3 separate regions of the Mus musculus genome follow, and regions 1 and 2 are each linked to region 3. The links are chromatin loops, found by intact Hi-C in ENCODE. Cell type or tissue: left cerebral cortex. All regions are shown on one strand.

Region 1 (8,000 bases), 520 kb before region 3:
CTAAAGTAGCAGAAGCGTAAACTCATGACCCACAGTTTCAAAGCCCTAAGGATACTGAGTTAGTTGAAAAAAAAGCAGTTGCGGACACAGCTTCAAGCCTCAGGGTGGGGTGGGGGGGGGCGATCTGGCAGTCAGTAAAAAGTCTTTTGCAGGATGTTGGCAAGAGGCAGCACAGGGTCCCCATCTTACCTCTTTTTCTTCACAGGAGTGGTAGCGGGGGTTGAAGCTGTGGCGGTAGTGTTTGCATTGAAGGAGCTGACAGCTGGCCTGTTCAACGAGAAGAGCAAAAGGTCATCACCATAACTGACTGAGAAAGTCATTCATGCATGGTGTTAATCATGTGGCATCCAGGCTAATCAGCGTGACATGGTATGGATTTGCATTCTCTTCACCTCATTATTATGTTGGGTTGACAGAATCATACTATGCATTAGAAATATGATCTTAAGAAAAAAATTGAAAGATACACAATGTAACCTCCACTTGGCATTTATGAATATATTCAGATCCTCAAAAGAAAAAAAAAATAAGGCCCTACCAACCAAAGAGCATTCACTGGCTGGAATGAGGTCCCCACCCCAGCACATATGTAGCAGACTGGCAGGTCAGTCTTCATGGCTGCTTCGTCTGGCCTAATTAGTCAGAAACTTGATGTGCTAGTGTGGGGGGATACCCAGGGGTGGTTCCACCCTCTCAGAGGAGAAAGGGAGAGGGGAATGGAGTGGAGAGACTTGGTGAGGGAGGGACTGGGATGGGGAACAGCATTTGGGAAGTAGGCAAATTAATTAATAGGTAATGAATGATGAATGAATGAATGAATGAATGAATGAATGAATGAATGAAAATGGCAATGACCCAGGGACTGTTTTACACATTAAGATTGGGATCCAGCATAAAAACTTTATCCATAAATAGTTTTTTTTTTAAAGTAACATTTGAAAAGTTCCTCTAATTTGTGTTGCCTATAAATACCAGGAGTATATGCCGAGGGAAATATATTTGATATCTCATATTGGATATCTCACGATTCAGCACTGAGGGAAAAAGGATGAGGCGTGGAGTGAGAAAGAGTTGGTTGCCTAAGAAACGGGAGAAAGACCGAGTCCGTTCTTTTGCTTTGCTTTGTGTGTACTTCTGTGCGCCACTTCCACAGCTGGTGCCAGAGGAGGCCAGAGGAGGGCACCAGAGACTCTAGAACTGAAAATACAGAGGGTTGTGAGCTGCCGTGTGGGTGCTAGCAATCACATCTGGGTGCTCTGAAAGACCAGCCAGGGCTCTTCACCACTAAGCCAACCCTCCAGCGCTGAGTACATATTTAAACATAAGGCTAAAGGCATTGATCTAGGCCTTCGTGATTGATTACAGTGATGGTAGATGAGCGCTTATGGTGCAAGCCCAGCCAGATAGTACTTGATTCTTTGAAGCTTATTTTGTTTCTTCTCCTCTGCTTCTAACTCGGCCAACGGCACAGGGGTGTGGTTCTCTGATGGCATGTTGCCTGAACGTGGTAAGCCCTGGTTGTTTTTAAATGCATACAAGGAAACACACATCAGTTTAAGAAAGTACTTACGTCTTGGTTGATTGTGGCGTTCTAAATGAGGACAGTGTTCTAGAAGAAAGAAACAGTGGTGTAGTTTGAGCAATGGTGAGAACCAAATCAATGCTTCCTTTATTTCTGCTTGTCCACAAATTTAGTTACTAGGAAAAGCTAAAGATTACTTGAGGGGGGAAATAAATCCATAACTATTTGAATTAATTTGGTAAGATGCTTTCATGATGCTTAAAATCTCCTGTACTAGAGCTCAAGGTTTTCTTCTTCAGAAAATTCATTATTATTTAAGTCCAATGTCTTAAGATGCTAAACTCCACAATTTTCTTAGCAATACAAATGTAAAATGAATAACCTTAATACTGGAACAGGGGCATGCGGTAAGAATAAGGCCCATAGCAATGGAACCTCTGGGCCTGTAAGCCAGACATTTCATTCTATTGTGAGTAAGTACTTGAGAACTGTTGTTCTAAAACTATAGAAGGTAGTGTGGCCTGCACAAGGCTGCACCAGATCAAGCCAGTCACCATTCCAGAATATTGCAAATCCAAGCCCTCCCCCCCCCCAGCCGAAGAGGTATTGTCAGTCAATGGCTTCTAGAGGACAAAGTTTTTCTTTAAGACTGCAGTTTCTTGTAGGCTGGCTGTGCTTCAATAGATGGCGCCACACCCATGACTACATAGGCAGCGCTCATTTGACTTGGGCTATACAAGGAGCATTAAAGACATGGGGGCGGGGTCAGCAGTTAAGAGCACTGGTTGCTCTTCCTGAGGATCTAGGTTCAATTCCCAGCACCCATATAGCAGCTCACACCCTCATGTGGCCTCCTCCAACACCAAGGTATGCACACGGTGCACAGAGAAGCCTGCGGGCAAGACATCCATGAGCATAAAATAAAAAGAAATAGAAGTTGAAAAAGGATGCTGAGGACAAGACATGGATCTAGATCTAGAAGGAGTTGCAGGGAGGGGTGGCAGTGAATAGGACCAAAACGTATTCTATGCACATGTGAAAGAAATGTTCACAGAATTCATTGTTAAATACAGGGAGGGTGAGAATGTACAAAAACACATTAAGCATGACTGTGAGTTGTTAAGTAAAAATAAATAACACTTAGAAAAGAATATATTTGAGACCTTTCCAAAGGTAGTGTGCGCTAGTACCTATCGCTTAGTTGGTTATCCAAGGTTTGGGCCTTGTCTGTTTTGGTGACAGTACTTCTGTCTGACACCCCTCATACACAACGGTGAGCAGTGGTTGGCTTGTCAAACTTCTTACAGATTCTCTCTCATGCCTGAACAATTTTACATTTAGTCGTTTTCTTATAAAAGAACTGTTTTCCATGTGTTAACGTTTTACAGTCTTTGAAAGTAAAAAAAAAAAAAAAAAAAAAAGAGGAGCTGGTGAGGCCACCTGGATATCGCTTTGGATTCTGAGTGTATACTTTCGTTAATTGTTCTCCTTCCTGACTCACTGGGATTTTTAACTCACCTGTGATTATTCATATTTTTATAGTGCAATTGTGTGTGTGTGTGTGTGTGTGTGTGTGTGTGTGTGTGTAATGACTCTACTTCCTATGTTGGTAAAAGGTATCAGTGAAGTGCTTCACTAGTCTTTAAAAAAAATCTGTCGCATAATGCTCTGTGTTTGCCAAAATCAATTTCTTTTTCTCCTGAGCAGACAGAAGCCACATTTACCAACTTAGGGTGGCCATTAAGTTGGGACCTTTCGATTGGGTTTTAAAAAGTGTGAATAGAAATGTTGTTACCACATCCTGATCCACTGTACAGCTGCCTGAATACACTCTAGCTCTTTCTCTCTCCTCCACTACAGTTTTGGTGCCATGGATCGAAGGCAGCAGTGTTTATATGTAGAAAGAACTTAGCTGCCTGAATCACTCACTCCCTGAATACTAGACTCTCATGAGTGAAGCCATTATCTATTTTATTAAACCAGTTAGGTTTGGGGAGAAGTGGGGACAGATTAAGAACATGCTATCTTAACAAATTAGTTTACTTCAACAAATCGACTAAGGTTGGGTCCTAGAAGAGAACCTAGTGTTCTCCTTAGATGGACATGTTATTGAATCTACTCCGTAGAGCCATACATTAACACACCTGAGACGCTTCTTTTTCAGGAAATGATGACTAACACAGAGGCTCACAACTGGCAAAGGTGCAGAGAATAAGAAACTGCAAAATTCCCAGCCCTAAAAGGAATATATACAGCCTACTCCCTCCTGTCAGAGCTCAGGGATCTATCTCATGGCAGAAGAAGTGGCAGAAGGAGTGTAAGAGATTAAAATGGGTAGCTACAAAGGAATGGTGTGTTCTGGACATAGCAGGGCAGGTGTGCATATAAGTTCACAGAAGCTGTGATAGTATGCATAAATCCTGAGCAAGCCAAAACCAGACCAGGTCCCAGCATCTGAGGATGGGAATAAGAAGTGCCACTCCTCACCATGGAACTATTGGTGACCGTTAGCTTCTTGGAAAGAGGCAGTTTTTCTCTAAAACTATCCCCTCATAAGTTGACCACACTCTGGTGGGGGATCCCATATCAACATGAATTAGTCTTGATAGGTTAGGGAAAAACACAGAATGTAAAGTTGTGTAAGTGTGGTGGTTTGAATGGGAGCAGTCTCCATGGCTCATTTGTTTAAACAAGTGGTCCCCAGTTGGTGGATCTGTTGGGAAGGATTAGGAGGTAAGGCTTTGTTAAAGGAGGTGAGTCACCAGGACTCAGTACAAGCACCACTCCTAGAGTGCTCTCCCTTCTTCTGCCTCGTGGTTGTGACCAAGATGTGAGCTCTCAGCTGCCCCTTCACTACACCATCATGGACTCTAACCCTCTGAAACCAGAAGCCAGTCAAATAAGTCTTTTATAAATTGCCTTGGTCGTACCGTTTTATCAAAGTAACAAAAAAGTAACTAACACAGTGCCCGTGGAAGGGATGGATCTGGGTGTGGAGTTAGAGAGAATACCATCAAAATCGATTGTATGCAACATTTATTGCAAAGAAATAGTTAATTTCTTTAAAGGTTCAAGGGAAAGCTTTACTCCCACAAGAGAACACTAGGGGGCGCCCTAACCTCGTCTTTTAAAAATAATCTCTAGTTTCAGGATCTTTAGTTTTCATGTCACAGATTATTTATTTAAGACTCGTTAGCACGATTCATGTTTCTAACAACGACGTGTATATTTACAAATAGTTTCTCAGAAGCTGTTTTTTTTCTCCAGCATCAGAGTGGAAGAACCCCGATTGGAATACGGACTGATATTCTTCCGTTTACATTGAACTAACAGATTTCATGCAGGTTCTGTCTAACCAGCCCATACCCCACACTCAAGTCATAATCTTCTAAATTAATCTACTTCTCCCTAAAATCTAGACCTCTGGAAGATAATATCTCTAGCTAAGATTCTGTGCATTGAGGAAACAATTCAGTCTTCAGAGGCTTCTTTTTGACATAAGACAGCGCCAGTGCAAAGAACACTCCAGTAAGGACTCCCCCCCCCACCCCCCTCCCCACACTGCATTGTAAAAATGGGATGCAATGCTAGCACATGGTGATTTTAAGCGCTGTCATGGGTCACAAGCACCTCACCTGTCCAGCATGTCCTCAGATCTGTACCGGCTAATTGTGGCTTTTGGCTCATCTCTCTCTATTAATTTCCTGTAGAAAACAATTACCAGAAGACAAAATTACAAAAATAGCCTATAAAACCTATCATAAATTTGAAAAAAATGTCGAACTATTTGTCTAGGTAGGGCACATGTTACCAGTGTAAGACAAAGTTGGCGTACACAAGTCTTCCAAATTTTGACTTGGGTAGAATTAATTAGGGCAAGCTCAATTCTTACTGCTAATAAATGATATTTTGTTGGTTCTGATGATTTTTCCAAACCTTCATAAAGCTCCGAAGTGCAACATACTCACACTGAAATTAAGGCTATATGAAACGAATGCTAATGGTGGTCAGTTGCGTATGCCCTTTCAGTGTGGGTTCCCGCAGAGTAGCAACTATCTTTGTGTTCTGAGTTTTAATCGATGCTCTGGCAAGGGGCGAACTCCTAAAAACCGCCTTCTTTAACGTTCAGCACCATGGACAGGCACAGAGGCCAAACACTTGGTGCAAAAAAGAAAAAAGAAACGTGCAGAGAAGGAACAGAAAATCCAGAAAGAAACCGGGAGAAGAAAGTGAGAGATGAAATGATAGACTGACTGTAAAGGGGAGATGGGAGAGGAACAATAAGGGAAAACTGGAGAAATGCAGGAAGAGAAGAAAGATTTACCCATCTGATCAAATAGAAGGGCCCTACTTAATACTTTTGGAGTCCTGTGACCCACAAAGAGCAGGCTTTGTGGGAGATTATCGAGTGATTTATTGTATTTGCAATTCTTGGTTTACATTTGAACTCGAAGTAGTATATTTATTTTCAATGCAAATATTTGGAAGTAGGCAATATAGAAACATTTTACTAGCTGAAAATGCATCTTGTTTACCCACTCGGGGTTAGAGGGAGAAATTACAGACGCATATCCAAAGACCAAAAGTGTTAGGTGTTATAAAAGAGGGGGGAAATTTCAAGAAAATTATAAGTTAAAAAATCAAGTGTTAAATGTAAGAATCAGAGGATTTTCTGATAAGGTGTAGCTTGGTCTAGGCTCTGAGGATAAACAGACCTGAACATTTATAAATGGGCGGATGGAATATAACCGAGAAGGCAGAAAAGAAGGAAATGAAATTTCTCCACTACATTTCTCAAGTCTTACAGAAAACTTCCATGTGAAGTCAGAAGCCACGCTGTGGTTCTGACTCACGTATTGCGTAAACTCAGTGGGGGTGGGGGGGCTGCTGATGACCTCCACCAAAAGGCCCCCTGCAAATGGTTTATAGCAAAACAAATCTACTATGTGAAAAGTACTGGATTCTGTTTCCAGCACCTCAAACAAGCAAACACAGGAAGCAAAAACATAAACAAATTTACAGTGGAAACAAAACCCAGCCCCTCCGCACAAGCTTCAGGCTTTGCCTGAATGTGTTCTGCTCGTAGCATGAAAGGATGCTTCCTGAAGTCCTGCGCCCAGCAGAGAGCAGGCTTCATGGGGACTTATAGCAATACGTAGTATTATTTATTTTCATTCTCTCCTCCCCCTCTTCCACCTTCAACTGAAATGCAGATTCTATGGAAGCTGGAGCTGTTGTGGATCTAGTTTTCCGCTCAATGTCTGGATCTAAGGATATTCCATAGGTGATATCAACTCGATTTGACATGATTAAATGATCCGCCCAAAGAACTACATAGTGCGATTTTCTAGTTTCAGATCATATGACTCTGTTATCTAAGGTGATGGGAATATATTGATTCAGTCTCTGCTCCAACAGCTTTCTGTGCACACTCTCACCTCTGTCGGAAAGCCCTCCCCTGTGCCAACCAACCAGCCTCACTTAAAACTTCCCCCTCATTCTCCGGGCAGTGGCAGCCACCAAAGGCCACTTCCTTGGTGGGTGGGGTCTGAGGTTATTCAGGCCAAAGCAATCTGTACAATAGTTACTTTTTTATGGTGAAGATTATGGTAGCTCAAACTCTCCTCCATTTGTGTAAGAGCTTCTAAGCATCCAAGGTTGTTTCATGCATCTCTGTACTCTCAGAACCCAACAGATGCCCCCGAGGCTACGCGACTGCCTCGGGAAACCCTCTGGGGCTGGGTTGAGAAGTGACAAGCAGAGGCATTTGAGGCAGTTCCAGGAGAGGCTGCCATACTTCTTGAGGAGACTTATTTTGCGATATTAGCTATAGGTCGTCTCTAGGGTCCACAGAGTCCTGTTACTGGTGATCAAAGCTTAGCTAACTGCTTTAGCCAAAATGCTGGCCACCAAGAGGAGGAATTCAGGAAACCAATATGATTTCAAATGTGAAGTTAGTATGGATGGCATCGAGATGCCCTTATACTAAGGTGTACTGTGGGCACACTGAGAAGGCAAGCCTTGGCTCTCACTGCCAGTTTCCACGTTCATGCTGCATGCGTGTGCCCTCTAGTGATCCAGGGGCAGGCTACTTAAAATGCACGGAACAATTTTCATTGGTTGTTTGACTCAAATAATCAAGGTCTCTTTACTTGGTGAAATGAGGGACCACTGTAAACCAGGTTCCACTCTCTGAAACAACGAAAAGGAAGGCAGAGGCACCAGTGGTAAGCCTCTAGACCCCAGAACAGCAAATTAAAATTCCTACAGAAAAAAAAAAATCAAACTCCATTGAAAAATCTGTCATCATACTGATAGACCAATATCTTATTTTATAAAATAAAATTGTTTTCGAAGTACTTTCAAGGACAATAAATCAGGAAATGGGGGCAAGGGACAAGTTTAAACAAGATATATGGTTCATATGTATAAAATGAAACTGATTTTTTAATAGTAACTTTAAACAAGAGTTAAAACC
Region 2 (8,000 bases), 87 kb before region 3:
TTTGTTCTCCTGTTTTACCTGGTTGAAGCCACATGCTCCACTCGATGACTGTAAAGAGCAGGACATTATAGCCAATCGCCTAAGACCATCCATGCGAGATGGCATGGCTCGACGGACACTTGAGATAAGTCCTGACTTCTCTAAGCACTTCTGTGTCCTGTTTGCTGTGACCTTGAGTCAGCCACTTACTTTAATTAATTTTTAATCTTTCTTTTTTTCATAAAAATACCAAACCCAAACCAAATATTTATAAAAGTGATTTAATTCCACAGTAAAATATCTGGAAAATGAGTGCACAGGTGAGGAGAACTTTCACTTAATATTCTCAAAATTAGGTATTTTATTTACCAACTGCAGACAAGTTAGTCATCTCATTCTGCTGTTTAAAGAAAGGACCGCATTCGATTTCTACAATATTTTGCTAGGGAAAATAATCCCAAATACAAAACTCTAGAGTTTCCTAGCCCTAAAGCCCAAGCTGGTTCTGCTATGTGATGCTACTGCTGTAGTATCATGGATAGGATAGTAACTGGACACTTGTAATATGGACCAAGTTGCAAGAGGACAGGGCTATTTTTTCCCCAGGAGTTGTCAGTTCAGTGGGAGGGCTGTGGCTCAGCTCCTTCTAGGGTGGAATCTAGGTCCAGGACAGCCTCTGGGTGGAAACACAGGTGATGTGTACGGCTTCTGACTGAGAGAAAGCCACCAGGCTTCTCGTCCAGGGAAACCTGGCGAGAGTCCAGACCTAGTCATTTCTAGCCAGACAAGTATGTTGTGATCGAAGTTACCTTAGAAAACCAACTATAATAATAATAATAATAATAATAATAATAATATTATTATTATTATTATTATTATTTCACTTCTAGAAGAAGTCTCAATGAAGAGGAATTATGGGATAAAAGTCAAGGGCCAGGAGTGATGACTCAGTGGGACTCGTACCTGCTTGAGCAAGTGTGGGTACCTGACTTCAGATTCCCAGAGACTCCATAAAAGCCAGACATGTTAACATAGACCTGCAGTCCCGGTGTTCCTAGGATGATCTGGGAGGCAGAGGCAAGAGAATGCTGGGAAGCATATCTTGCCTGGTATACACAACCGGGAACCATAAGGGACCCTGCCTCAAGCAACATAGTCAGATGGCAAGATGCTGTCAAACAAGTGCTGGCCTTCCCCAGCCAGCTTCCACAAGTGCTCCAAGGTATACACACACTGTGATCACACACGAAAACGCACGCACATCATACAAAGAGAAACAGAGCCATGGAGATAGCTCAGCGAGTAAAAACACTTGCTGTCAAGCCTGACAGCCTGCTCTACGTAAGGACAGGCATAGAACAAGACGAGAAACAATTCCTGCAAGTTGCCCTTTGGCTTCCACGAGTACACAGTTCAAGGCACACATGTAGTCCAAGGGTTGACCCTGAGTCAGAAAGCCAGTAATAAATATACATAAAACCTGAAATAAAAGCCAAGTTTGAATATCAGTGTCCGTCCAATCAGTAACCATGGATTCAGAGAGTCACTTCTAGGACCAGTTTCTCAGTTACAGGTTCTGTAACAACATGCCCTACATTTTCTCTAAATAAGCGAATTCAGGTAGGGTCCTGAAGAAACTGGGAAGTTTTTAAAAGCAGAAGTGAGAGAGGTTGTGCTGGAGAGAGTTTAAGAATGAAGGCATTAGTATTCCTCAGAAGTGTATGTAAACTGTCTGGCTTTGTTGACTTCTTTAATAAATATTTGAGCACCTGCTCCATCCAGGTCAGCACTTGACAACAAGCTCTGATGAGGGCAAGGCTGTGTCCTCAGTTGCTTAGTAACCCTGACTTCCTCTCAGGCGCTTGAATGGATCCTGTGAGTTAATGGGTGCGTGGAACCGTGCTAAGTTCTGGGAAACAAGGCATACACAGAACACAAACATGAAAATTGCAGGTGTAGTTTAAGGAGTTAAATCATTTACTGATGGCTTACGGTAGCTAACCTTTGTGCTAAGGCTAGGAGGGCGCACAAGGATGCCCTTCCCAACTTTGCGGCTCTTCATCTTTGTAATGTATTGCTTGCAAATGGGAGGATATGGACTTTGAAATGAGGTTAGGGTGGGTTAACTAGTGTGGTCAACGTCAACAGAAGGGTCCCAGTTGGGGAAAGAAGAAGCAACCAGGTTCTGATAGGGAATACAAGTGTGTGTGTGTGTGGGGGGGGGGGTGAGGGTAAGAAGAAAGGAAGGGTGGGAGGGAGAGAAGAAGGGTGGGATAGAGGGAGGGAGAAGGCACACACAGGACTCAGTGATGATCCACTGTTGGCCTTAAACATGTAAGAACAAGTCAAGCATGAAGAACCTAGACGCCCTGGAAAAGCAGCTGAACAGGTTCCCCTCTTCACATCCCAAAGGCCGTGGCCAGCTGACACCTTGATTTTAGCCCGTTTTGGATATTTTATGTCCAGAATTGCACAAATACTTTTTTCCCTTTTTTACTATTTTAAGCCACTAAGCCTCTGGTTATTTTACAATGGGCTTCATTCACATCCTTGACATGTTTTGGGCTTCCCTAAGCCTGTGAACTAGTTAGTAACCCTTTACCAACTGAGTCTCACAGAGAAAAACAGAAAATAGCCCAGTGATTGATTTTTTTTTTTTTGTATTGCTTACATGTAGAAATACTACTTTGGATGTATTGGATTACGTAAATAAAATGGATGTTGTCCCCTTTATGTGGGTCTGTGCATGTGAGAGAGAGCAGATGCGCTCCAATCCCCTGGAGCTGGAATGACAGGCAGTTGTGAGTGGCCCATTGAGGGGGGGTGAAAACTGGTGTGTCCTCCTGACCAATGAGCCAACTCTCCAGCCACCCTTTAACTTTGTGTGTGTGTCCCTTGTGCTCTCCAGATGAGGTCAGAGGGAGTCAGTTCTCCACATTCACCTTGGTTTCCAGAGATAAAACTCAGGTCAAGAGATTGAACAGCAAGTAGCTTTGCCAGCTGAGCCTTGTCACCAACTGACCTTTAACTTTTAATGTGGAGCTACAAACCTAAATTGCACGAGTACCTTGCATAGATTCCTAATGAACAGTGCTCACCTCGACTCTTATTCTCAGTAGTTGTTCTCATTTATTTGACATTTTAAAATCATTAATACAGAAGATTACACCTCCTAAGGTATAATGTGTGATATTCTGATTAGTGTATTCAGTTTAAATGTTTAATATTTTGTGTGTATCAGTGTTTGCCTGCACGTATGTCTGTGCTCCACTTTCAAGGACCAATCAGATCTCCGGGGACTGGAGTTATGAATGGCTGTGAACCACGTGGGAGCTGGAATTCTCTACAAAATCACCAAGCGCTCTTAACTGCAGAGCAGTGCTCCAGCCCCTTCAGTTCATATACACAACGTCTAATGTTTAAATCGGGTTAGTCATTCTAACTCCTCAGACATATTTTTTTCTGGTTAAAAAGATTAAAACTCCTTTCTTCTAGTTTGTTTAAATGTACATTATATGGTGACGGTCTTAAGTGTGTGACAGAACCTGTTCTCATGACTTCATCTTTTAAAAAATATAATAATTTACTCTGGGCTAGAGAGACAGCTTAGCAGTTAAGAGTGCTTGCTGTTCTTCCAGCTGATCTGAGTTCAGTTCCCAGCGCTCAGGATGAGTGGCTCACATCTGCCTGTAAATAACTCCAGCTCCAAGGAATCCAACATCCACTCCAGACACCACGGGCACTGCACTCAAATGCGCGCGCCGCGCGCACACGCGCACACTCACACCTACAACAAAACGAAAAGCTTATAAAATTAATAGTAAATTAAAAACAAGTACATAAAAGCATTTTAAAGTTCAGCATGTTTTTGTTCCGTGTGGTGGCACATTTCTTCAATCTCAGCATTGAGCAGGCTGAGGTTGGTGGATCTCAGAGTTCCAAGCCAGCCTGATCTACAAAATGAAAATCAGTATAAAGAAAACTGAGGAGGGTAGGAAACGAAAGAGAGAGAAGAGATCTTTACTTTGGAGAAATAACACAGAAAAAGCAGAAGGCATGGTATACAGCTAACCTTAAGATTTTCTGGGGACTTTTCTTATTTTAGGAAAAACTCAGTATCTCCAAGTCCAAACTTAAAAAAAAAAAAGTCAAATATTTGATAGCATTTAAAAGACTCCTTGACTTACAAAACGCTCCACCACCCGGGAGCGAGGAGTGGGGGTTGTCTTTTTTTAATTAGCCATCTGCTTCTTCACACTTTACGTGTTTCTGAAAAGAAATCTCAGACTTGGGGGTTCTGTTTCATAAGTAAATGTGATTTTGAAAAAGTTATGACTCATTAAAAAAAAGCCTTGGAAAAATGGAAATGCAAATATTGTCTTAAGAAACCCGTAGTGATCGCAACGTCCACCACGTTGATTTATTTATTCTTTTTCTAGGTACAGACAGCAACCTCAGAGGCTCCCTTGGCCGCGCCCTCCTCGCGGAGGTGGGTCGCTGTCAGGTGATGTTTACGTCCGGTAGGGGTGCGTCCCGCCCTGCAGACACTCCCTCCGCCTTTGGCGTCGGCTCCCCCGCCCTAAACTTTCCGGTTTTAACCCTGGGAAAGGCCAGCCACGTCTGGCGAACACCAACCCGCCCACATTCCGCCCCTAAACAAACTTGGCCAGGGACAGCCCGGGAGGCTGGAGCCGCCTCGGTGCGCGCGCCCGGCCAGCCCCTTCGGCCGCGCGCCCGCCCCCTCGGGCGGGGACGCGCAGGGGCAAGCGCGCGGCCGCGAACTGCGGGCGCCATTTTGGATTCCCTAACTGGGCCGAAGCTTCGGGCTCGCTGCTGTCGATCGCTGCTCGCCTAGGGCGTCTCGGGCGGGCGACGAGGAGGTGCCGGGGCGAAGGACACAGACCGCGCGGGACAGAGAAGGGACGCGACGCTCTCCTCCCCACACACCGGGGCAGCCGGAGCCGCAAAGGTGGAGCCGCGTCGGCGCCCGCCGCGGGACCAGCGTCTCGGATGCGGGCGGAGCGCGGGGGGCCGCGACGGCGGGAGCTCGGAGACGGGGCCCCGGGAGGCCTCATGTGAGAGGCGCGGGAGCCGCCGCCGCCGCTGCCGCCGTCGTCCGCGCGGCCCGGGGTGCTGTGTGGGGGAAGCCGCCCCCGGCAGCAGGTACGGCGGAGGTTCGGGGCCGCAGCCCGGAGTCGGGCGGGGAGGTCGGCGGCGGCGGCCGGGGGCGCGCGCGGGGCGCGACGGGAACAACGCCCCGCCCCGCCGCGCCCGGGCCTCGGTGTCTGTCAACAAGGCGTGGCCGGCGCGGCGCGCGCTCGGTGGCCGCGCGTGGCGGGGCAGCGAGGAGGACGGGCTCCTCCGGGCTCGCCCTGGGCGGCGCGGGTGCAGGCGGCTGGAAAGCCCGGGGGCCTGGGCGGTCAGTGTGTGCGGAAGCCGGGCCGGGGAGGCGCACGGTGGAAAACTTGGTGAACTTAGGGGCAGCCGCCCGGGTCGCGTGCTGCAGACCACCACCCGGAAGCCGCCCGGGCAGGGCATCGCCGAGCCGCGTGCGAGGTGAGAGCGGGCGGCGGTTTTGTTGGTAATGGTGCCTATCCCACTTGCCCAGATGTTTGTATCTTTTGCTTACACCAAAAGGCGAATTTAAAAAAAAAATGTCCCTGTAGATGTTAAAATGTCTGTAACCCGCCCCGTGTTACCTGTGTGCCGGCTCCCGGTTGTGTCTTGTCTGTGTGTCCAGTCCCAGTTCATCTATATCCACTGTGCTCTCACCATTCTGAGAGTTAATCTTTTTCGTATTGTTCCATTCTTGTATTTCAGCCAAAGAATGTGTGTTAGGTTTCCTTCTATGAAAAACAAAACAAAAGGGCATATGCAAATGTAATGCCAGAACGGGACTTTTAAACCTAAAGTACAAATTTTTTAAAAAATATTTTTTGCATGTCCAGAATATGTAAATGTTTAAAGACAGTAAGGGAAGTTTGGCTCTTGGTTTCAGTTTAAGGAAATGTTTGATTAGCTCACTAATTCTTGGTGATGCTCAAGTTACTGGGTGTCCCTCATTAGTTGCATCTTGGACACTTGATGTAAACACTAGCTAAAGTTGTTGCCACCATACTTTCTCTGGGTTCTTGAAACACTGCAATAAATCAAAACTGCTGGAGCCCAGTTTTCTGTGCTTAGGAAATCGCATTGATATTTAGTGTCCTGTTTTATACACCACACTCTTCCTGTTCAGCTATAAAGGGCACTTTGACTTCCACTAGAAGCAGTATAAAACCCATTACTCTAAACTAGTTGTGTACTAGTGAATGCACCGAATTGTTCTTTATGCAGCAGAGCTTCATGTGCAGATAGTTAAAATAAAAGCATTGGAAATTTCGAATTAAAAAGGCCAACAAGGAAAAGCAATATTTAAAATGTTATTAGCTATTTATTCACTAGTTAATTTTACACCTAATAGTACATAGCACATTTTAACCTTTGGTCCATTAGTTTTCCATTAAGAGTGACATTAATTTCATAATGCTTATGATAGTCCATAGACTTTCTTAGCTATTCATAAAGTAATAAGTACTAATATATACTTTGATGATCCATGTGTTCAGTTTATATTTAGATCAAGTGTAACCGTGTACTTGATCTTCCTTAGCGTTGGTGACTTTACATTGCCTTCCCAACTTAAAGGGGGATTGAAATACCCTTTATTTAGATGGGACTGTGTTGGAAGGCAGAAGCAGTGGATCTCTGATTCCCAGGCTGGCCAGGCTCACATAGAGAGCCTGTCTCACATAAAAATTGTATAAACTTAGGGTCAGCAGAGTGTCCTTAGAGTGTTGTCAGAAAGGCTGCTGTCCTCGTTTTGGTTTTGAATCTGTACACTTGACTGTAAAATGAAGTGTTTAATCTTTATGGTCTGGCTTTAGAAGATTTCGCCAGATACAGCAGAGCATCCTGGCAGGAGGTCTGGAAGTAGGAAGACTTTGTCATTCTTTTTTGAATCTCTATCTCAGAATTCTGAGTAGTTTCTGCCAGTAAGAAAGTTTGAGTCCTAAGTAGCAGACTCTTCGTTCTTTGACCCAAATTGAAATGCTAAAATTAAAGTTAAGCCTTCAGGATAAGTTAAAGTTGGAAAATGGGTCATAATGACACGCTTACCCATAGAAGGACTTTTTATTTTAATTTAATGTCAGTGTTGATCATTCTAACTTTGAACACACATAAAAATCTATTCATAGATTCATAAGTTTGAATGTTCCATAAAGCCATCTTGTCATCTGTTATTTTGTTTTCTGAATTCTGCTTTTCCTGGAGACTATGCCCTTTTGTGTGTGTGCATACAGTCAGATGCAGGAACAACAAAGGAGACAGTTCCTTTTTCAAGGCCTCCTGGACTGACGATGTAGGGTTGTGCTCTCTGCCATCCTGTTTGTTTTCTCCAGCCCTCAGCCCTTCTCTGCCAGCCTCTGGATGAGAAAGTCTGTACAGACGCATATCCTTCATACCACGGAGGAACCCGATTCTTGCGACATGATTTGTCACAAGTTGGTTGGAGTCAAGCCATCCTTTTGAGTCTTGTTTGGACCAGCGCCTTACTAGAATTGCTCTCTAAAAATCATGGTAGATCCTAGACTAAATACTAGTACCAAGGAATGGTCCAGGTTAGACTAGAGTGCAGTGTAAATAAAGTAACAAATGAAGATGTGTCCTTTGGAACTCTGATTACATGAAATAGCTGTATACAATGTAGAAAGAAAAAGAGCATATTGGGGAACATAGCTGGAGCTTGTGCCGCCCCACTGCGCATTTTCAGCTGTTACCCTAAGCTAGTGATGCTCTTGCCAGGGCATTTCTCTACACCACTGCTCCCTCCCCTTTTTTGAAAGAAAAATTAAATTGCTCTTCCCATTCTGGGGACAGTCACTTCTTTGTGATGGCTTCCATACTGGGCTGAGATGTCAAGAACCCTGTATCAAAAGATCACCATTTTGCAAACTGAAGCATCTGACAGTCTTGTACTG
Region 3 (8,000 bases):
TCTTTCTCCTCAAAGAGCCCCCTTTCTGTTCTTACTGGACCAGTTCTCCATGGATTGTATAACAGTGTGCCATTAGAGAATGCTGCCAAAGTAGCTGAAATGTGGAAGTGTTTGCTGTTTCCCTCAAAGGATGCTCTATCATTGTTCTGACGCAGGAAGTGTTCAGTGTTACATCAAAGGATGCCCTGCAGCTTGCAGCAGGTGATATTATCAGCAAAAGGCAGGCAGGGTCATTGCTGACGTAGTGTTACTGCTGTAGCACCCAAAGTGCCCAGGAAACAGATGTGTTTGAAGGTCTTTTGTAGGTTCTATCTTTACCTGCTTGTTATCAACGCATACAGACAGCCATGTCGATGTCAAAATGGGGCATCCATGTGGAAGTTCTCTTATTCACCCTCTCGCACTGGTGGTGGGGCAGGAGTTGGGCTCCACCTAAGAGGTAACTCAGTGCTTCCACTCCTCTCCTCCTCCTCTGTCTCTTACAGCAGAATCTTTGGCTAATTTGGGATGGATCTGGACATGAAGCTGACTAATTAGGCATCCAAATATAGTGCCTATGGCATATATTTCAGACGTTAAGCTCTTCTGTATGTTTCCGAAGACTTTGATATTGAAATGCCTGAGTTTGAGTCTTGGTTAAAGCTGTCAAGTTCTGCAGTCTGAACAGGCACTGGCTCTCAGGGTTCTGGTGAAAATGTGGTTTTTGGATCTCTTTGATAATTTGTGAAAACTATAAATACTTTCTCCATATGACCCTCATTCCTACAAAACTGGGGTTGTCATTCACGAGGATTTCAATAAAAGTCTTTGTGATAGATCGTATTTTGACGGTACAGAGAAGCTTCCGAATGGTTGAAACAATCTCCATCTTACCCTTCACTTTAAGATGGGGCTTCTTGGACAGCGTATAGATACGCTGTTGTCTTCTAGAGTCTTGGATGAATTTTTACCAACCATTCTAGTCAAATTTACAGAAGAAACAAACCAAGGCAAAACTGCTGAGCTGGTGGGGTGGCACATGCCTGCTTAGTACTTGGGAGCTAGAGGCAGGAGGGTCAGCTATTCAAGGGTAGCCTCATCCACGCAATGAGTGTGAGGGTAGCCTGAGTTATAGGAGAGCCATCTCAACAAGAATATAAACAAACCAACCAAGCACACAACTGGTGATCTTTTCCAGACCAAACTGAAAAGTCTGTGACCTCGGGAAGGATACTGAGAAAATCAGAGGATAAGTGTTAAACCCAGGTCAGTTTCCTTTTCCAGTTCTCTTATTGGGTTATTAGGAAGCAGAATACAAACACTCTTGGTGTTTCAGTTGGCCACAGGCGGAACTTATTACTGTGACTTCCTTTCCATGAATACCACAATTTCTAACTCCCTCGGATGGCTGATTTCATTTCTGGGCTTGTTAGTCTGGGAATGTCCGCCTTTGTGCAAACCAGTACAGAGCTCAGACAGTTGATGGTCTGAACTGTACTGTCCAGCACCTCACTTGTATCAGAATTGTTTTTGTTTGGTTCTTTGTTTGTTTGACCCAGGCTCTCACAGTATCTGAGGCAGACAGATTCTTGTAGCACAAGGGTGACCTTGAATTTCCAATCTTCCTGAGTGGTGGGATTACAGGCATACAACATTACACCTGGTTTATACAGGGCTGGAATCTAATCTAGGACGTCGTGCAAGCTAGGCAAGCTCTTTTCTGAGTTATATTCCCTAGAGATGGCTCCTCTGATAGCCACCTTGAGTTTGAACTTGCTGTTTGAAACCCGGGAAAGAATACACATATGCACTTTAATGGCTCAGTCTATGGTGTTCTTGTATGGAAGTCTGAGGTAACTGGTAACAGTGTTAGGTTTTTTGACCTGTTGATGTTTTTAAATCCTAAAATGCAATTGTCTTCAGTAACTTGAAGGACTGTTTGCTCCTCAAAGGGATAGAAGCAGCTGTTCAGGCTGTGGCTCTGTAAGGTTAGAATTAGGGCCAGGTTGGTGGGGGGTTGGTTTCTTATTCACAACATTAAGAACTATATAGGCTTGGGGTGACACTCAGAGGGCTGACATGGTGTACAGACATGGTGGAGAAATGGGAGATAAGAACAGTTAGTGTTGTAGTATGATGAGAGAAAAAATTGGAAAAGCAAGGGTGGTGAGGACCAGTATGATGTGAGTAGCCTGAGCTGCCACCAGAGGCCATGGTGAAGTCCTGGCCTGTTCTGCTGCTGGCCTTGTCTGGGTCTGTGGTCTTGCAACAGCAAGGCTCTGTCTGGCCACCAAAGGCCATGAGGATATCCATGGTCTGGTCTGGTCTGCCTTCTGTGGCCACATTGATGTCCAAGGGCTATGCAAGCTGGCCACCTCTTTATTGACTGCCACACTTGGGAGAAGTGGGCCAGGCTTCCACCTAGGCAGTATGGGAGAGCTGGCCTTGGTGGCGTGGGTGGGTGCCGGCCCCCTACTTATGCAAAGTGGGAAGGCTGGCTCTGTGGGCACAAGAGAGCTGTTGTGCCAAGCAGCTCGGCTATCACCCAGGCCCAAATCCAGGACTTTGAGGTGGTCCACCCCAACCTCTACCCCATCTATGAACTGCTAGAGTGCAAGAAGGGGCAGTCCCTGCACAACTAAGGCTGCAGGGTCTCCATGGCACAGGATGCTTGAATGGAGTCCCGATATAGATCCAGTATTGATAGTGTAGGGGAAGCCAGGGGCTCAGACCAGACCAACTCCCGGCGGTGAATTTCTGCAAGTAAAGCTGTTTGGGCAAAAGGGCACACTGTGTGACACACTGCGACACACTGTGACACACCACAGCTTCTACGGTGAGATGTTTTGTTTGTTTGTTTGTTTTTGTTGTTTGTATTTTTGGGTTTTTGTTTGTTTGTTTGTTTCTTTGGTGGGAGGGGTAGCTTGCAGAGGCAGAGGGCAGATGTGGAGGGATTTTGGGGGGGGGTTGAGTGGGACTGAGGTGCATGGTGTGAGATTCATAAATAATCAATACAAAGTAAAAAATAAAACCCCTTAAGCCCTCCACCATACTAAAGGCCTATAGTAATGGAGAAATGAGCTGCTGAAGGCAAGTTGTCTTTCACCAAGATGCTAAAGCAGAGATGAGCGCTGCAGAGGTTGGACAAGTTCTTACATTAATCAAGATTTTGAAGTGGATGGCTGCCACCATCTTGCCACCTCTAGAGTTTTATGAGTATGTGGAATAACAAAAATAGCTTTTTATTACATTAGAGGATGTCTTAGTTAGGGTTTTACTGCTGTGAACTGACACCATGACCAAGGCAACTCTTATAAGGACAACACTTAATTGGGGGCTGGCTTACAGGTTCAGAGGTTCAGTCCATTATCATCAAGGCAGGAGCATGGCAGCATCGAGGCAGGCATGGTGCAGAAGTTGCTGAGAGTTCTCCATCTTCATCTGAAGGCTCCTGGTGGAAGCCTGGCTTTCAGGCAGCTAAGGTGAGGGACTTAAACGAACACACAGTGACACACCTACTCCAACAAGGCCATGCTTCCTAATAGGGCCACTCTCTGGGCCAAGCATACACAAACCATCACAGAGGAACACACAAATCAAACCCGAGACTCAATGGGTCAGAACCCCAACTGCTTAGTATTACAACAAACCATCTAGCCACATGGGAACTCCCCATGGGAAATTTTTGTTCTGCACATATTTTGGGTGTGTCTATTAGAAATTATATGCTAGAGTTAGATGTTGAAGATGGAGAGTTCCTGTCCCCAGGAAGCTGAAAACATCAAATAAGACAGAAACCAATAATAGTGATGATGAATAGCTATTAGAGGATGATGAATATTCATCAAAAAACAGTGTGGGCTACTAGTCTTAAAGCTTTTATATCAACTTATAACTATATTCACATAACCCAGTGAGATGTGTACATCCTGTTTATAGATGGAGGAAAAGGAGACAGAGAAAAGCATAATTAATTGTCCTGCTCCCACTTGGTAAATGGACAGACTTGGAGGCAGTGTAACTTCAGAATCCTGAGCCCAGCCCCAGCCCTCCTCGCGCCACAACGTAGGTCCCCTGCAGCCAGCACTGGACTCCTCTAACTTCCTTTCCCAGCCTCTCTCACTAGACTCCTCTAGGCACTCCATGGTTTCTGTTCCTCAGACACCACATCACCTGGCCCCTCCTGTCTCCATACTCAGTGCCTCCTTAAAGCTTCCCCAGACTCGCCTAGCCCACCCGTGTCAGTGTTTCTGTCTTCTCCTCTAGCTTTTAAGCTTGTTGACAATAGATCCCGTATGCCAATTGTCACTCTGTGTTCCCAGGACTGGAAAGACTGGATACAGTGTCTACTCTGCAGTAAGTGCCCCTTAAGTTTGTTTATCACGTGAACCAACTTAAAATGTAACTGTGTTGCAGTAGAGGGGGCTGAGGACTCACCCAGAGAAGGATCATACTTCTGCCTGGAAGGCCCCAGAGGAAGTCTCAGGAGACATGACATTGTGTAGCGATCTGGAGGGAAAAGGAACAGGAGAAACAGTTTAGGTGGAGCACAGGAGGAAAGGATGCTGCTGGCTGAGGGAACTTCCAGGGAAAGGGGACAGACTTGGTATAGTTCCACCTCAGGGGGACTTAAGGGAGTGGCCTTGGTGACTTGGGAGGAAGGGCAATACAGGACTCCCACACCAGAGCGGGCTCCTTCAGACCCACAGTTCCTGAGAACTCAGGAGAACAGTGCCACCTACTGTACAGAGGTGGCTTCTCCATCCACTGAGCACAATGCTGCGTGAGTCATTAGCTCCTCAAGACACTGGGCATTTTGAGTTAAAATTTCCCCTAGTGAGTGACAAAGGAAAAATGCTCAAGATGTAGAAATGGATGTTATGAAATCTGTGACATTTTTTCCAAAAGTGCTTATAACAGGGTCTATTCTTATAAAAAAAAAAAAAAAGCAACGTAGTGAGGAGACAACTCACAGATTTAGAGCAAATATTTGTAAACCGTAGCGTGGCAGGGGCCAGATGTCCATGATTCACAAGGGGCTCAATCTACTCCACCGTAAGAGAGCACATGTCTGTCAAAATCGGCAAGTGGCTTTGACAGATTTTTTTTTTCAAAAGAAAACATAAGATCCACTGAGATGTTACCTCAGTCGTGTTAGATGGACTTGAATCAAAAAGCTATTGCAGATATGGAGGAGACAGGGTGCCTCTGTGCTGTTGAAGTTACTCAAAATTAACGCAGATATTCCGGGAAACAGCAATTTTTTTTAAAGACCTAAAATAATATTACCGCATGAGCATGGCTTCTAACTTTTGGGTTTAGATAAAAAAGAATTGAAATAGTATGTCAAAGACGTGTATACCCTCTTACATTTATTATAGCAGTATTTACAATAGCCAGCATATAAAAACAATCTATGCCCATCAACTGATGAAAAATACGTCGGAGCTGGAGAGATGGCTCAGCAGTTATGAGAGCATGCTGCTTATCCAGAGGGCATGGCGCCCTCTTCTGTCATCTGAGGCTACTGCACTCATGCATCCAAACAGATGACACACATTCACGATGAAAAATAAATTAAATCTTATAAAAAAAAGCAAAATGTACTTACTACATATCAAACTGGATGTTAATCAGCCAGGAAGAGTAAACTACTGTTGTGCAGGCCCAGATGGGCAGACCTATTAAGATTCTATTAAGTGGAATGGACCAGGCACAGGCGGACAAACATTGTAGATCTCACTCATGTGTGGAATTCCTGGTATTGGAGTCACAGAAATGATAGGACAGCATGGCAGACACTAGTGGCTGAGGGGGCTGAGTCGGTGGAAAACGGGGAGATCTTGAGCAATGAGAACTTTCAGTGCATAGAGGAATATGTCCTGGTGTTTTGTTGCATAGCATGGGGATTGTATAAAACTAATGTATTATATATTTCAAAAATAGTGAAAATAGATACTTTGGGTGGTGAGTGCGTGCGTGTGTGTGTGTGTGTGTGTGTGTGTTGTGAGGCTAGTTATTTGCACATGGCCACAAGTGTCATGGAGAGCAGAAGAGCCGGAGGTTGTGACCTGTACAATGTGGGTGCTGGGACCCGGTCTCCGGTTTTCTGTGTGAGCTGTGTGTGTTCCCTTAAGCCGTTCCCTGACCTCCACAGTCATGCCATGCCATGCACACACAAGTGTACAACACACACACACATAAATAAAACCCCAAAGCTTTAAAAGAGGAAGGCCCGATCCTGAATTATTCCGTGGAGCACATCTGTCTAGGGGTTCCTTCCTTCTGCCCGAGGTTTTCATCCTAAAGTTATACATGGAGCTCAGGCTTAAACCCTCACTGTTTGCCCCACGTGCTGCTGAGATTTTTATTTACTTGTAATCATGATATCCGTAAGAATGTGAGCACAGATCCTCATGAAGTTAATTGGAGCCCAGCCCCTTATCATTTCTTCTCTTTCTTTTTTTTCTCTTCTCTTCTCTTCTCTTCTCTTCTCTTCTCTTCTCTCCTCTCTTCTTTTCTCTTTTCTTTTCATGGTCACGTGGTTTTGAACCATCTATTTCACTGTTTAATAACATGCTTCTGCATTTTAAAGCACCTCTCTCCCAACAGGGCTCATTAAAGACCACCAGAAGACCTTGAACTTTATCTGCATTTATTTTATGCTGAATTTATCCCCAGACCATGAGTTTTTGTTTCTTCAGTTTCTTCTGGGATATCTTTTTCTTCTGTGCAGCCTCCTCTTCTGGCTTTGGAACGATCTGTTCCTTCTCAGTGAGGATCATCTCAGTGTGGCAGGGGGAGCTCATGTATGGGTTAATCCAGCCATGAGCTCTGTAGGTTCGTCGGCGCATCTTAGGTGCCTTGTTCACCTGGATGTGTTCAATGACTAGAGAATCTACGTCTAAACCCTTAAGTTCAGCGTTACTCTCTGCATTTTTTAAGCACGTGCAGCAAAAATTCAGCACTCTTTTTTGGCCACCGACCCTGTGTCCAGCCCCACTGTTTGGCCTGAGCACACCTACCGACTCCACCATTATACCGCCGGAATGGCACACATTGCTTCTTTAAAGTGACATCCTTCAGATACTCAGTGGCTTTGCGGATATGCATACCCTCGATGGCCTGGGCAGTTTCCTGGGTGTTCTTAAAGTGAACACGAAGGTTTGACCCTCTTGATTTGCGTGATTTTGTGGGGTTTTCTGGGTCAAGAGAGTAGCGAACCATCTTGGCAGGTGGCCTCTGGCCGCTTACAGGAAGAGCCTTCTGGTTCTTTTCAAACCACAGTCTGTAATAGCTGGAGACGAGAGTGCTCAATAGCACTGCTTTCCATACTACTTTATTTAAGGTGATTTTCCTTCCTAATTTCCGAGTTCCGTTTATAAGACTTTAAAAAAGAGAATAAGAGGCAACTGGCCCAGCTCACGTCCTGCCTAGGTATTTACAGTTAGGGAACTTCTTTTTTACATTGTAATGATGTATTAGACACTTCGGTGGCCAATCTTTGTTAAATTGACTGAATCTGGCATCGCCCAAAGAGAAGCCTTATTAAAGTCACATTATTTTAAGTTAGACGACACACACACACACACACACACACACACACACACACGTATAAACTGTGAGTGATACCCTCTGGTGACAGCCCAGATGAGACAAGGTCTGAAGAAAGTGATTTGCTTTTTGCCTGCTGGCAGTGTCCGTTTGTCTGGACACCCCTAGGGGAGATCTTGGAAGCACAGCATTTGTCCCAGACTCCACTTTCCCCTTCTGGTTTGGTGTCTGATGCCTTGAAGGGAAACATAGGCTTCGGACTCTCCATTCCGGACTTGGCCCTGCCTTCTCCAGGCAGCCTTATAGGCAGTGCCCAGATGCCCCTGGCAGAGAGGCAGAATGGAGAACATACAATCCCAGCGCTGAGAGGCAGGAAAAACTGGATCCTTGCAGCTTGCTAGCCATCTAGCCTAGCCTACTTGGCAAGTTCGAGACCAGTGAGCGACTTTACCTTAAAAACCAAAACA

What was found. A loop is a pair of places that touch in the nucleus more often than their neighbours do. Peaks named below come from ENCODE experiments on the same cell type or tissue, not always from the same donor. Only the 100,000 strongest peaks of a DNase experiment are listed, where the experiment ranks them.
Region 1: it touches region 3 in a loop (9-fold over the local background); 23 of 42 quality-filtered maps call a loop at or near these places.
Region 2: it touches region 3 in a loop (4-fold over the local background); 2 of 42 quality-filtered maps call a loop at or near these places.

The regions. Positions count from the first base shown.
Region 1 is chr14:103,534,188-103,542,187 of GRCm38, reverse strand. It overlaps Scel (sciellin), which reads right to left. Exons shown (of 31, transcript NM_022886.2): 5 at 5,158-5,226; 6 at 1,571-1,609; 7 at 190-267. Among named protein-coding and RNA genes, the nearest start is that of Scel, 25 kb to the right of the region's middle. In left cerebral cortex, CTCF peaks have their summits at 2,208 and 4,624 (motif pointing right); a DNase peak (open chromatin) is centred at 4,634.
Region 2 is chr14:103,096,304-103,104,303 of GRCm38, reverse strand. Fbxl3 (F-box and leucine-rich repeat protein 3) reads left to right here and starts at 4,772. Exons shown (of 5, transcript NM_015822.3): 1 at 4,772-5,142. In left cerebral cortex, a CTCF peak has its summit at 4,472; DNase peaks (open chromatin) are centred at 4,241, 4,597, 5,294, 7,467 and 1 more place; H3K4me3 peaks cover 3,574 bases; H3K27ac peaks cover 1,927 bases.
Region 3 is chr14:103,009,451-103,017,450 of GRCm38, reverse strand. The region is part of intron 2 of 4933432I03Rik (RIKEN cDNA 4933432I03 gene); the gene reads left to right. Gm34643 (predicted gene, 34643) reads right to left here and starts at 4,576. Exons shown (of 3, transcript NR_166851.1): 1 at 4,417-4,576; 2 at 3,326-3,469. It also overlaps the pseudogene Rpl17-ps7. In left cerebral cortex, CTCF peaks have their summits at 4,737 (motif pointing left) and 5,488 (motif pointing left); DNase peaks (open chromatin) are centred at 4,710 and 5,474.